Linked DNA regions of Homo sapiens: region 2 is linked to region 1. A link is a contact called in ENCODE Hi-C data. All regions are on one chromosome and are shown on one strand. The core of a region is the stretch at or near the end of the contact, and the rest is flanking DNA. Distances in the headings are between cores, read along the strand shown.

Evidence for each region. Hi-C counts contacts between places; a loop is a spot of excess contacts on that map. Pooled maps may share reads with other maps.
Region 2: a map with no recorded cell type shows a loop between it and region 1 (23-fold over the local background). The contact joins two enhancer-like sites. A Hi-C loop is called at or near these places in 19 of 37 single-sample maps with no recorded cell type and 5 of 50 pooled maps.

What each region holds. Positions count from the first base shown.
Region 1 is chr3:126,910,172-126,912,871 of GRCh38, forward strand. The region is part of intron 5 of CHCHD6 (coiled-coil-helix-coiled-coil-helix domain containing 6); the gene reads left to right. Among named protein-coding and RNA genes, the nearest start is that of PLXNA1, 72 kb to the right of the region's middle. RefSeq lists enhancers at 952-2,151, 1,084-1,563, 1,704-1,783. Within about 2 kb of position 1,405, at least 17 of the 41 ENCODE cell types and tissues checked have a DNase peak (open chromatin) inside an H3K27ac peak, as active enhancers do.
Region 2 is chr3:127,073,732-127,076,431 of GRCh38, forward strand. No RefSeq gene overlaps it. Among named protein-coding and RNA genes, the nearest start is that of PLXNA1, 92 kb to the left of the region's middle. RefSeq lists a silencer at 1,991-2,060. Within about 2 kb of position 1,365, at least 5 of the 41 ENCODE cell types and tissues checked have a DNase peak (open chromatin) inside an H3K27ac peak, as active enhancers do.

The sequences.
Region 1 (2,700 bases), core at 155-2,654:
GTGGCTCTGAGGTGGAGAGATAGCTTGAGCCCAGAGGTCGAGGTTACAGCGGGCTATGATCACACCACTGCATTCCAGCCAGGAGCAAGGCCCTGCCTCAGGAAAAAAAAAAAAACAAAAAAAACAAATCTTCCCTGCCCCTCCTTCACTGAAAAAGGAAAGCCTTCTTCACCCTTATTGCCCATGAGGTGCAGTCCAAGCTTTTGAGCCTGCAGCTGGCATCCTCCACGTCCCCTCCTGGCCGTTGCCCTGTGCCTCTGCAGCAACAGTGGCATCTCCTGCCCCATGCACAGCCCTGTGGCAGCCCCAGGCTCCTCGCACTGCTGCCTGTGTTCAGGAGACCTCCCTCTCATTTGGCTCATTTCTGCTCATCCTTTAAAATTCATTAAAATGGATACACCCTTTGACCCAAGAATTTGACTTATACAGTGTTCCCTACAGATACACACAAAGTTCTAGATGCCAAGATGTTCCTCTTAGCTTTGTTTATAATAGTAGAAGACTAGAAACAACCTCTGTACAAGGATGGGGAGCTGCTTGAGTGATACTCAAGGGATGACACTACAGGGTATTCATTCCTACTACTAAGTGCTGGTCAGCTGGAGTGGGTGAGGTCTCTGAGGATCAATGGAAAGATGAGGTGTGGCAGATCGTGTCTGCTGCAGTCAAGTGAGTGTCAGGAACAAGTGGGGCACATGTGTGTGCTCACTCACACATGTGCCCATGCATGCACAGCACCTCGCCCTGACAAGGACGGGGTGCACAGAGGAGTAGGGATAGGGCTGAGTCCAGGCTGGCCAAGAGGCTCAGTATTCACCACACACCCTCCATGCTTTCCATTTTTGTTTTTTAAAACCATATGTAAGTATTTTTCAAAAACATTGTTTAGTGTAAATAAAAAAAACTCAGCCTCAGTTCAGGTATTGGCTCCCAGGAAGTCAGTCTGACCCATGGTTTCTGCCAGGCTGTCCTTTCAGGTGCCCCACAGCACCTGGGAGGACTGGCTGAGTACCCCATTGTAATTATGATGCCACCATCTCAGAGCTCCACGAGGCCAGGGAGCAAGCCACACTTGTCTCAGAACCTTCTGGCACTTGGCGGGTTCTCAGTGTGCACGTTGGTAGTGTCTAGTCCTTCTAGAAGCCCTGACCTGGTGATTGGTTGAGGAGTCCACAGAGTGCCCTGCCCTTCCCAGGAGATGGAGTCTGGGTCCACTCCAGCAGCCTTGGAAAGGCCTGGTGGATGAGCAGCTTTGTGAACACAGGAAGCCAGCTTGGTATTCCCAAGTTGTGGGCCGGAGACCTTCGAGTGCCAAGGGAGCTGCGGTTGTGAGGACATCCGTCCCTGTAGGTCTGCTTAGGCAGATTAGATGAGTGGGGTAGGCGGGTCAGGACAGGACAGGACGGGGAATTTCTCTGAGTCATTCTGAGAAACAATAGAGGAAGCTGCAGCAGGGTAATCACCGCCACTTCTTGGCCTGTGGGTACTTCCTGTGACAAATCGAGTTGACCACATGTTCAAACTGAGCTTGCAATCAAACCCAAGCACTATCCAAATTCACCGGGGCCAGGCTGTTTCTGGCAGTATGGCATCTTGAGCACAGGCTCTGAGTGTCTACTGAAGCCCACAGCAGGCCGGGCCCATCTGGGCCAAGGATTCGCTCTCTGAGAAGGTTGGCAACAGGTGCCTGGGCCTGCAGGATGGTGACCTGACACTCAGGAGCCCTGTGGGCACAACCACAGGAAGAGGGGTTTGGCTCAAAGAGAAGGTCTGAGCCATGAGGTTGTTTTGTGGGAAAGGAAGTAGGCCAGGATGAATTGTGGGGGGCGGGGCTTAGGATGAGGTGCATTTTAGCTCTGGAAAATTCAGTGGCTGTGGTGGGCTGAGGTGGGTGCTGTGTGCCAAGATGTCTCTCCACCAACTGCAGGCTGGGTGATACCCTGTGTTGCTGTTGAGAGAAGTGACTTACCCAAAGAACACCGCCAGCATATGCCAAAGCGCAAATCAAAATGTGGGTCTGTGGTCCATGCCATCTCCTGATGAGGTCTCATGAAGGGGAACTTCAGACAGCTAAGCAGTTCCCACCCAGGCTGTGGCGGAAGGGCGTCTGCATGGAGTGGGAGGGAGGCCCAAAGTTGTTATGTCTCTGTCCCTACCGCCTCGCCCAGGACAGGCAGTGCTGGTGGATACTGGACTGGTCGAGGCAAAGACGTAATCTCTCGTTTGAATGTGAGGGCTCTAGAGAGAACACTGGAGCCCCCTTGCTGGGCATTTTGGCAGCAGCTGGCTGTGGTGGGAGGAGAACCTGTATTTATTTCGTGCCTGTCGTATGCCGGGAGGGTTGGCATTTCCCAGCTGTCATTCCCAGTAGCTGTAGAGGGAGGCATCCATTATCTCCTTGGCTCAGAAGTGAGGAGCAGCGAGGTGACTTGCCTAAGCTCACCAGGCAGTGGAGGGTGAAAGGCCCAGAGGTGGCCCCCAGGCCTCCCTGACTCCCCCGGCCCAGCCCAGGGCAGAATGCCAGCACCTGGTGGTTCTTCCTCATCACATGAGCCAGGTGCTCTTCCCCAGGGGCTCACCTTCCACATTTACCTCCCAGTCAGCACTTCTCTGAGGCCACGATGCAGCAGGGGAGTCCTTGGGGTAAGACTAGAGGGGGGCCTGGTTTCCATCTGGACCTGCCTTCCATGCCCTATGGCC
Region 2 (2,700 bases), core at 115-2,614, 160 kb after region 1:
AGGAGGGGCTGCAGCTGGGCAGGCATCAGAGTGGGGTTCGGAGTGTTCCCAACGTCCCAGTGACCATGACTGCTTGCTTGACCAGCATGCATTCACTCATTGACTCTGCAGCTTTTCATTATTGTTATTTTTGTAAAACAGATGCTGCATTTGCAAGGTTTTAAAATGAGATGGGCATTTCGGGCTATTCCTGTTCTTTTGCTGCCAGAAACAATGTGGTGTGGGTAATCTTGCTCAGAGTCTCTTGAAATGTGGGTAGGTACACCTGCAGGGCAAAATTCCGCAGGTGGGATTGCTGGGTCAGTGGATAATGTTGATGGGAATTGCCACACTGCCTTTCATAGAGGCCATGCCACGAACCCTTCCAGCAGCAAGGCAAGCAGTGCTCACTTTCCTGAGGTCTGGCCCACAGAGCAGACTGAAAACACTTGGAGTCTGGCCAATCTGATAGAGAAAACATATTTTGAAATATATAAAAAAGCTGGATTTTCTTTTGTCCTCTCTGAGTGGCTTTCTTAGCAAACAGCTACAGGGTAAATTGTCCTGCGGCCAGAGTATAATGAGCTTATTTTAACTGTGTGTGGTGCCTGTAGGAGCATATCCGTGTGCATGTGTGTGTGGTCATGTGCAAGTGTTCGTGTGTGTGCATGCATGTGCTAGTGTGTTTGTTTTACTTGGAGCATCCAATCCAGCCCTGGTCACTGGGCAGGAGGAAACTCAATCTGAACACAGCCAGGTACCCTCTGGGAAGACAAGGCTCATTCCCATGGCTCTGCTCCCAAAGAGCTGAAGTTAGTGAGACCTGGCTGGTGAGTTAATGACAGGGCCAGCTCCAGAGCAGGGCAGTGAGGGGCAATGACTGCAAGTTAGGGGAGCTTGGGGGTGAGGCAGGCTCAAGCAAAGGCTTGGCTGTGGCAGACAGCGTACTTCCAACGGGTGCTCCTAAACACTTGGAGACCTTGGAGGGTAAAGGCAGAACCTACCACAACTCTGCAGAGAGCTGGGCTAGTGGGGGAGGTGTCCCAGGAAGCTGAGCTGTGTACCAGCCACCTCTAAACACAGGGGCCTGAAACAATATCATATACTATTTTCAGACTTTAAGTATTGGCAAGCTGAGCTGGGAAGTCTAGGCTGAGCTTAGCTGGTCTGGGCTGAGCTCTGTGGTCTGGGCTGTGCTTGACTGGACTGGGCTGCGCTACATGGTCTGGGCTGTGCTTGGCTGGTCTGCGCTGTGCTCTGTTGTGCTGGGCTGAGGTCTGTGGTCTGGGCTGAGCTCTGTGAGCTGGGCTATGCTTGGTTGGTCTGGGCTGAGCTCCACGGTCTGGGCTATCCTTGGCTGGGCTGAGCTCTATGGTCTGAACTGAGCTCTGTGGTCTGGGCTGTGCTTGGCTGGTCTGGGTTGAGCTCTGTGGTCTGGGCTGTGCTCTGTTGGGTTGGGCTGAGCTCTGTAGTCTAGGCTATGCTTGGCTGGGCTGGGCTGAGCTCTGTGGTTTGGGCTGAGCTCCATAGTCTGGGCTATGCTTGGCTGGGCTGGGCTGAGCTCTATGGTCTTAACTGAGCTCTAATGCCTGGGCTGAACTCCGTGGTCTGGGCTTGTTCAAGAACCAGTGTCCTGTTGCTGACTTTTCCGGCTGGCTGCTGTAGACTTGTGTCCGGAATTGGTGGGTTCTTGGTCTCACTGACTTTAAGAATGAAGGCACAGACTCTCGCAGTGAATGTTACAGTTCTTAAGAGCGGCCTGCCCAGAATTTGTTTCTTCTGATGTTTGGATGTGCTCAGAGTTTCTTCCTTCCAAGGGGTTCGTGGTCTTGCTGACTCAGGAGTGAAACTGCAGATCTTCGTGGTGAGTGTTACAGCTCATAAAGACAGTGTAGATACAAAGAGTGAGCAGTAACAAGATTCATTACAAACAGCAAAAGAACAAAGCTTCCACAGTCTGGAAGGGCATGCAGTGGCTTGCCATTACTGGCTGGGGCAGCCTGCTTTTATTCTTATCTGGCCCCACCCACATCCTGCTGATTGGTCCATTTTACAGAGAGCCGATTGGTCTGTTTTACAGAGAGCTGATTGGTCCGTTTTGACAGGGTGCTGATTGGTGCGTTTACAATCCCTGAGCTAGACACAAAAGTTCTCCATGGTCCCCACTAGATTAGCTAGATAAGGAGTGTCAATTGGTGTATTTACAAACCCTGAGCTAGACCCAGAGTGCTGATTGGTGCATTTACAAACCTTGAGCTAGATACAGAGTGTCGATTGGTGCATTCACAATCCCTTAGCTAGACATAAAGGTTCTCCAAGTCCCCACCAGATTAACTAGATACAGAGTGCCAATGGGTGCATTCACAAACACTGAGCTAGATACAGAGTGCTGATTGGTGTGTTTACAAACCTTGAGCTAGATACAGAGTGCTGATTGGTGTATTTACAATCCCTTAGCTAGACATAAAGATTCTCCAAGTCCCCACCAGATCAGGAGCCCAGCTGGCTTCACCCAGTGGATCCCACACCGGGGCCGCAGGTGGAGCTGTCTGCCAGTACCATGCCATTTGCCGGCACTCCTCAGCCCTTGGGTGGTCGATGGGACTGGGCACCGTGGAGCAGGGAGCAGCACTCCGCCGGGAGGCTCAGGCCACGCAGGAGCCCACGGCGGGGCAGGGAGGCTCAGGCATGGGTGGCTGCAGGTCCTGAGCCCTTCCCCGC